Linked DNA regions of Homo sapiens: region 2 is linked to region 1. A link is a contact called in ENCODE Hi-C or POLR2A ChIA-PET data. All regions are on one chromosome and are shown on one strand. The core of a region is the stretch at or near the end of the contact, and the rest is flanking DNA. Distances in the headings are between cores, read along the strand shown.

Evidence for each region. A loop is a pair of places that touch in the nucleus more often than their neighbours do. ChIA-PET counts read pairs that join two places held with the same protein, here RNA polymerase II (POLR2A). Pooled maps may share reads with other maps.
Region 2: a loop to region 1 is called in a pooled map, with 1.9 times the contacts of the local background. The contact joins two enhancer-like sites. A Hi-C loop is called at or near these places in 1 of 168 maps with a recorded cell type or tissue (natural killer cell), 5 of 37 single-sample maps with no recorded cell type and 7 of 50 pooled maps. POLR2A ChIA-PET finds 5 or more read pairs at or near these places in 2 of 52 experiments (GM12878 and activated naive CD4-positive, alpha-beta T cell).

Annotation. Positions count from the first base shown.
Region 1 is chr18:63,153,297-63,157,809 of GRCh38, reverse strand. All of the region lies in intron 2 of BCL2 (BCL2 apoptosis regulator), which reads left to right. Among named protein-coding and RNA genes, the nearest start is that of BCL2, 160 kb to the left of the region's middle. RefSeq lists an enhancer at 2,576-2,725. Within about 2 kb of position 2,214, at least 22 of the 41 ENCODE cell types and tissues checked have a DNase peak (open chromatin) inside an H3K27ac peak, as active enhancers do; they include natural killer cell, where a contact is called at or near this core.
Region 2 is chr18:63,048,778-63,052,971 of GRCh38, reverse strand. No RefSeq gene overlaps it. Among named protein-coding and RNA genes, the nearest start is that of BCL2, 270 kb to the left of the region's middle. Within about 2 kb of position 2,136, at least 2 of the 41 ENCODE cell types and tissues checked have a DNase peak (open chromatin) inside an H3K27ac peak, as active enhancers do; they include natural killer cell, where a contact is called at or near this core.

The sequences.
Region 1 (4,513 bases), core at 965-3,464:
CTAGACATAAACTCCTGCGGGAGCAGTGGTGCACATGGGCCTATTTCAGTGTTTGGGAAGGACTGAAGGGCCCTGAATTAGGAGGAAGGTCTGCTTCTCACCCCTTCTCTTTTGATCTTCTGATAGAGACCACATAGTGTTCTCTTCATGGTATTTTGATGGCATATGGCGTATAAACACAGGTGTGACCTTTACACAGTGCACTGCGTTACAATTATAATAAGTGAGAGGAGATAAAGCCAGCTGGAGTTTAAGGTTAACGCTGAAAACAGCGAACGCTAATTTTCACTGAAAACAATGTCACAGAGCAAGGCGTAGGTGCCCCTTTTCAACTGCCGCGTGCATGGTTCTATGAACAGCCCCAGGTGAAGGGTTTCCATGAAATAAGCCACCTCCTGGGGTACAGAAATACTTAGTGATGCATCCTCTGAGGATCCCCTTTGGGACCACCCTCCTGGGCGGCATATCCCAAATCCTTGTTTGGATGGGAAGGGAGCATTAGGTAACTTCACTTGGAACAAGGTACCATGATTATGTCTGGTCCTGTTTTCCGTGCTGACAGGCAGTTCACCTCTCCGGGACTCAGTGTCCTTGATTTTAAAATAAGGGACTTTGACCATATTCCTTCAGTTTCTTGCCTTCTGGTTTTTTACACAAGAGGCTCAGCCCAGAAGCCTAACCCCAGATGCATACTTAATTCCTCGGGAAAACAAAATATTTGTCAGACCCACAATTAACTTAATTGTTTATTTGTGCAAAGGCTTTCTTGTTTAGTTCCAGGACTTGCTGTTGAAATTTGAAAAAGGGTGGCCCCAGATTCATGTTCACATGAGTAGCTGCGGTAGCTACTCACCAGCTAGCTCCTGGGAGAGAAAATGGAGAAGAAAGCGAGGGAAGAAAACGGAGGGCAAATTCTCCAAGGTTTACTCCTCCACCAGAGAGACGCCTCCTGGGCAAGCGTTTCTACCTGGATCCCTGGCTGCCCAGGAAATTGGGGAATGAGGGCTTTGGGTGTGGAGTCCCCTTGGCCATTATGAAGTCCATGGGGTTGCAGTTACTGAGCAGAGTTAGAGGCATTCCTGCACCCCCACCCCCAACCCACAACGTCTGGACTTGGGAGGAGATTCCTTGGCTTCTGAAAGAAGCTTCTGTTTCTGTTTACGTAAACATCAGGTGGACGGGGGAGGTGGACGCCAGGGTGGGACGTTCTTGCAGTGCTCAGATGAGGGTGAGACTGGAGGGGCCAGTACAGGTGTTGGGCATTTGGGTAGCACCTAACAATAATCTAAGGCAGTGGTTCTCCATGGGGATGACTTTGCCTTCCAGGGGACATTTGGCACGGCCTGGAGACATTTCGGGTTTTCACACTAGACAAGGGTTTCCGCTGGCATGTCGTGGGCAGAGGCCAGAGAAGCTGCTAAACATCCTCCAGTGCACAGGGCAGCCCGTCCTCCCCACAACAAAGAATTACCTGACCCAGAATGTCAATTGATCTAAGTTCTAAAGCCTACTAATAGTTTGTAAGTTGAAAGCACTAGATTGACACAAACGGGAAAAGTTATTTGCAGTTTATTTTCCTGAGGGACAATGGGCTGCCACTCCCTTCCATGCTATTGCTGGGCAAGACTCTATGTTGGCTCTTGCTTTCTTCTCCTCTTTGAACACCCCCCTCCCCTGCCAGCCCGTCTGATGCCGTCCAAGCCTTTTTTTTTTTTTTTTTTTGGCTTCTCAGCAAGCCTCATGAATATTAACTGGGACACTCAGGGCTAAAATGATCTCTGGTCTTACTTGAGAAATGCCCTCAAGCAAGAAAAAGAACAAGAGTCCCAAGAACACCAAGTGCCCCTCACCTTGGTCACACCAATGGCCCACACTGGCTGGGGAGGCGGGGAAGGGTCCTGGGAGAGGGAGGATGGGCCTCTAACCTCCAAGGAGAACATGAGTGAGGGCCCCAGGAAGGGAGAGGGTGCGACAAGCACTCTGGAGAAAGAAAGGAGAGGGTTCAAGGTGACCCTGAGCTCGGGGCAAGATCTGCAGGGCCTGCAATTGGCAGAGTGCCTGGCATCTGGCCAAGCAGCCCTCCCTCTCTCTTCCCCGCTCCACCACCTGCTCCTGGTCGCTGCATTGCCGGTTCCTCCCAGCCTCTTCTCACCTGCTCGCTCTAACGTCCGTCTCAGCCAACAGCCCTACTCTTCCCTCCCAAGCCAACAGGGGGAAGCAGAGAGCAGCAGAACAGCCTAAAGGCAACAACGGCAGTCTCTTTACCGCGCCCACCCTGCACTCCTGGGCCCCTGTGGCCTCCACCCCAGCAGCTGGACCCTCCGAGACCCTCCTTTTCCCACCAAGCTCACCCCCACTAAGGGCCCTCCCCACGCAATGCACAGCACATTCCACGCCCACCCGACATCAATCACGTCCTGTCTCGTGACTCATCCGATACTGTTGACTTGCTGTACAGTTTCTCACCTTTGCAAATGAGATTTGTCGCCTCCTCAAGTTGACTGTCCCTGGAGGCCAGGAGACGTGCTGTGGCCCTGCTGTCCCGAGCCTTTCTCAGAGTCTCATGTTCAGCTCAGTTCTGTTGATTGGGGACAAAGGACACTGCCATTTGCCACCTCTGCCCGCCCTGTGCCGACCTCCACCAGACGTTTGGCATCATGAGCCCGTGTCGTTCTCACCCCAGCCTTTGTGGTTGATGTTGTAGCGTCCTCTTATTCTTATAGATGAATAAGTTGAGGCTCAGAGATGTTAGATATCTTGGGTAAGGTGAAGCTGTGACGACTTGAGAACATAACTGAACGTTCTAGGCTCCTTACCCCACACGGTGTTGCCATTCCAGTCCCAGAAGGTCCTGAGGTTCTTTTGAGATGTGTAATGAATCCATCTTCCTTGAGCATAACACAATCTTTATGGACCTGTTTAAATAGTTTTAATTTCCATGTGTTTACTCATTCATTCTGCAAACATGCACACAGCTTTTACAAGGTGCCAGGCACTATCAGAACCTGGGAAAACCAAGATGAAGAAAATGTAGCCAGTGCCCCCAAGGAGGAGAGAGACAGGTGGCAGTGAGTTCACTGGTGAGCCTTGAGGGGGCAGAATAAGAAAAGGGCATGATGGGGAGGTGGGGGCTTGGTCAAGAAAGGCTTCACAGAGGAGGTGGTATTTGAGCTGAGTGTGGAGAGGTGTGCAAAAGGCAGAGTGGCATCCCAGCCTGAGGATGCATGTGAGCCAGGATCTGTAGAGGAACGAGGCTGCAGCTGATGCTGCCAGTAATCACATGGAGTTCAAGGCAAGCAGTGGGTGTGGGGAGAGGGGAGTCTGGAAGCGTGGGTCAGGGCCAGCTCGCCCTGTGGATAACAGGAGCCACTCAGGGCATTTGGATAAGAGAGAGGGACGCAACTGCTTTGTGGGTCTAGCAGACACCCTGGGAATACTCCAGAGGGAAGCTGAATGGGGCAAGATGAGGGAAGATCGGTTGGGAGCTTCTTGCCACTGTCTAGGTAAGCCATGCAGTGGGGTGAACAGAAGTGGCTTCTGTAAGACCAGAAAGAGGAGACATCCTAAGAGACTTCTGTAAGGTGGAGATGACAGTGATGGTGTGTCCATAGGAAAAGAAGAGGGAGGAGTTGAGGATCACCCCGGTTTTTCTGCTAGGATATAGGCTGAGGGCTGTCAAGGGGGCTGATTAGACCCTTAGAGGCAGATTTTGGGAAGGTGTAATCAGTTCCCTTTGTGCTGTGTTGGGTTTGATGTACCTGATGGATATGCAGATCTGTTTGGTCGCAAACTAGGGTTTGAGGTTCAAAAGAGATTCAAGAGTCATGAGCCTAAAGGCTTCACAATAGGGTTATAGCTTAATCCTTTCTGTACTATGAAGACTTCATGAATGTCCCAAAATCCACATTCAGGCCTGCCCTTCCCAGAGTCATCATTGTCTTCTAGAAGCCTAGTTTGTCCCATTTCAGCTGCCCTCCTCTGGACTCACCACTGGCTTTTTGGAGTGGCCAGGTCTGTGTAGAGAATTCTGAATGGACCATTCCAGGTGGGGACCTCATGGCTTAGTACAAGGTCCGATGTTCTTGCTGTTGGGTAGGAAATCCTGCCTTGATGAGTCTCAGGATTTGGCTGGCCGCTCTGCCCTGACGATTTCAAGAAATCACTTCTGCTAACTCCAGAACTCTACTTCCAGGCCCCTAGCTGATAATATACAGGTATTGAGCTTCATTTGAATTTTTTCTTTAAGAACTTACCTTGACTAAAGATGTTAGAAAATAAGATCCTAAAATTAAAAATTACGGACTCTGCAAAAAGAGCTTAACTGGCTTCAAAAGTTTCACACAACTCCTTTCATATATGCATTTTCTGTAAGCTACTTGTAAATAAAGAAGGTACCTAGGAAAGGAAAATTGCCATCTCTGACAGTTCAATGCAAAAATGAGAGAGGAATGAGAGGGAGTCATGACTGAATTTTAGTGCCTTTGCTGCCAGGCACTTCACAGAAGTCATTTCA
Region 2 (4,194 bases), core at 887-3,386, 100 kb after region 1:
ATCTATCTATCTATCTATCTATCTATCTATCTATCTATCTATCTATCTATCTGTCTAGACAAACACATATATACATATAACTGTAACTTAGAGCAAAATGTAATTTATAATTACATTGTTAGTTACTTAAAAAAAAACCCTCACTACAATATTATACAGATCTCCCTACAATAAGCTAGCATGAAATAATCCTAGGCTTATTAATCATGTCCCTGAAAAGTTTCCAGATGAGATAGAGACAGGAAAGCACCTGTCAGCCCCCAAAACCCTACGTCTCCAAGTGCTGAGTGCACACACACAGCCGTCCGGTGTTAAGTGCTATGGAGACACCTGAAGCCTAGGCATCAAAGCATTCACCTGCCTTTCCTCCCACCTCCCATCAATTCTTGGAAGACACTAAAACAAAACTTGTCCAAAACCAGTAAAGCGATCAAAGGGCCAAATCTCAATGGCTTTTCCCAAGTGTCGACCAGAGTCTTGACCATCGCTGCCCCAGGCTCATGGGCTGTAACAACCACAGAAATATGCTTTGAAACCTAACATGACAACCTCATATAATTGAAAAGCTGCCAGTGTTGAGGAGGTACAGATATTTAAAAGTCAGAAAGTTGCCAGCCACCCTCAGAAGGTCTTCATAATCAAGACACCTCAGTGTCTAAAGAGCAAGCTCCTCATGCCTGTAGTTCTTTGTGGGAATCTGTAGCCTCTTCCACTTGGTCATGAAACAGCCACAGTTCTGTGCTGGAGGATTTTCCAGATAATCCCAGAAGTGGGCTTACATTTCCTCAGTTCAAGTGGTATAACCAGCACCAACAGGACTCCAGCAGGATGAACACGCCTGATGACATCACTTTGTTGGTGTCAGCAGAGACTTGAGCTCAAATTGAGTGGTGTTGCTGCATCAGGAAAATAAACCAGTACTTACCGACTTGGAGAAGACAGATCTGTGAAAGTCTGAATCGCTTTTAGATCTTTGCAAACAGTTATTGCAAGCCTGGTATTTTTCAGATACCTAATAATATAGTAGTATTTTACATAATTGCCTTCCCTAACATTCGTAGAAAACTATAAATAGTCCTCTTAATGTGCACAGAAGTACTTATATTCCAGATGTTCCCATGGTGAAGGGACTTGAGCTATAATTTCCACCTATTTCAGAAGCACTGAGACAACCAAAACTTGACAAGCTCATTCTTTTCTTTTCCCTCCTACATATTCCCAGCCCCCATCCTCCAAGCCAGTGCTCGAGATAAGGCCGTCTCCCTTCCCAGTGGGGCTCAAGTGCATCTGCGGTGATTCCTGGCCTTTCTACTCCCTCTGAAACAAACTTCAAGAAAAACCCATCTTGGAAAAATGCTCTAGCCTTTGCTCGAGGAGAGGTGTATTTTGTGTGTCATATGTTGCTTGTTTCTGTTTTCTTTTTTTTTTTTAATTTTTATTTTTGCAGATGGAGTTTTGCTCTGCAGCCCAGGCTGGAGTGCATTGGCACAATCTTGGCTCACTGCAACCTCTGCTTCCTGGGTTCAAACAATTCACCTGCTTCAGCCTCCCAAGTAGCTGGGATTACAGGTGCATACCACCATGCCCAGCTAATTTTTGTGTTTTAGTAGAGATGGGGTTTCATCATGTTGACCAGGCTGGTCTTGAACTCCCGACCTCAAGTTATCCACCTGCCTCAGTCTCCCAAAGTGCTGGGATTACAGGCATGAGCCACCACGCTCGGCCCCTTGTTTCTGTTTTTAAAGGCTACTGGAGGTGGAGTGAGTGAAGGCTTCCTGCTGTTACTTGATTGAGGTTTCCTTTTCTTGACTACTGTGTTTTCACGCCTGCTTATAAAACTACTGACGTGTGAATCTAGCAAAAAGTTTTTCCTCCACAATGTGAATTAGAATATTGACTAATAATTATTTTGAATTTTTTTAGGTTGGATTAAAATTTGCACTACTATTCCAGAAAACTCATTGTCTACTAGAATCAGAACCATATTTTAGGCTGGGTGCAGTGGCTCACACCAGTAATCCCAGCACTTTAAGACGTTGAAGTGGGAGGATTGCTTGAGCCTAGGAGTTCAAGACCAGCAGGGGCAATATGACAAGACCTCATCTCTACAAAAAAAAAAAAAAAAAATTAGCCAGGGTGGCGGCGCATGCCTGTGGTCCCAGCTACTCAGGAAGCTGAGGTGGGGAGGATAGCTTGAGCCCAGGAGGTCGAGGCTGCAGTGAGCTATGATTGCACCACTGCACTCCAGCCTGGGCAACAGAGCAAGACCCTGTCTCAAAAAGAAAAAAAGAATATTTTAATCATGTTGGTCCTAACTTGCATTCTAAGTTTCATATTTAAAGGCACCATGCACCTGACTCTTCCCAACATTGAGCATGTGGTTGGAGAGGGTGCAGGTCTGGGGTAGGGGTGAAGGGAAGGGTCTGGAAGCCTCTGGTCCTCATTCATAAACCCTATAGAATAGAAAGGAGGGTTGCTTTGCTAACCTTCTGGGTGGTGGTAGGAACTCTTTCAGGCAAGAGGAACATCAGTATCAGGCAAGACTCCCAGGGAAGTTGGGGATCTGGGAGTATATTTTTGTTAATCCAACTCTTTGTACCTCTCCTCAAAAGTCTGTGGGCCTCCACAGGCGTAGGCACTCTAGAGTTGGGTTAATGCAAACAGATTTCCAGATCTGCAACTTCCTTGAGAATTTTGACAGATACTGACCTGCTGAGAACGGACCAGGTCTCCTTTGCCAACCTCCCATTCACAACTGCTCTTCTCCCTCCTTACAAAAGAAAAGTGCACCTCTTGTGGGTGCCCCAGAACATAAAGACTAGAGCATCAAGCCAAGGGCAATTTGACATATTGGTGTTTAATCAAAACATCATAAACTTGCAGTCACACATATTTCTGTTAAAGGAAAACATAGCTTCAGAGATGGAGTTTTTTAATCCAACTTAGATGCTCAGACTGTTTTAAACTGTTGTTTCTCCTCTTCTATCTCCTAAGTATTGACAGAGAACTTGCCACCAGAGAGAAAGCAAGCAAGGAGAGAAACTCACATGCAGTGGGTGGCAAGTCTGTAAGCTTTATCCCACAGCACTCTTTGAAGTGAGATACTGTCTCAGAGACACATCTTAACACATTCACTTGAATTGAGGAATGAGGGCGGATTGTTTCTAACAGAAAGCCTCAGTAATTTCACTGATTGGTTAGACAATGAGGATTGACTTTATCAATTTGTTCATAGGATGACAGACATTTTCCATAAATTAAATGAACTAAATTAGCAGCTCCAATGTCTCAAATAAAATAGATGTAAAGCCCTTGATAAGGTAAAAGCATTTTATCAAAAATAGTCTATTGGCAAAGGCATATTGAAATTAACAGTATTTAGATTTCCCTAACACTTTCTGGTAACAGTGGGTGAAACAAAATGCCTAAATGTAAGAATAAATAGATATAATTAATCATCATTTTTGGTTATTTTTCCCAAAGTTGGAAAATTAAATGACTCCAATGATTGAATAACAAATCTTTTGAATCTTTTGTAAATCAGATGGTTTCCTTTTTTAGGGAGAGTGTATTGGCTTTTATTATAATTAAAGGAGAAGCTAATTGAGTTGTCACCTGATAGAATACTAAAAACAATTTTTGATGATGGATTTTTTTCTTTTTTTTTTTTTTGAGACGGAGTCTCGCCCTGTTACCCAGCTTGGAGTGCAGTGGCGCGATCTCAGCTCACTGCAAGCTCCGCCTCTTGGGTTCACGCCATTCTCCTGCCCCAGCCTCCCGAGTAGCTGGGACTACAGGCACCCACCACCACACCTGGCTAATTTTTTGTATTTTTAGTAGAGATGGGGTTTCACCATGTTAGCCATGATGGTCTCGATCTCCTGACCTCGTGATCTGCCTGCGTCAGCCTCCCAAAGTACTGGGATTACAGGCGTGAGCCACGGCGCCCGGCCGATGATGGATTTTTTTTAATTTTTGATGAGGGATTATTAGGTGATTTTTGGAATATCCCTTGGAAAGAGTTCAAAGAGTTGGATGTCACTGTTGTAACAAAGTGCCTGCCATTTATTTATAGAACAAAATTTTTTTAGAGCTTACATGTGTAAAAATGAAAACTAGGAATAGAATTGAAGCTGAACCTTGTCTTACTCCAGCAATAAGTAATATTCACCTATAGATAAATCCATATCTAGA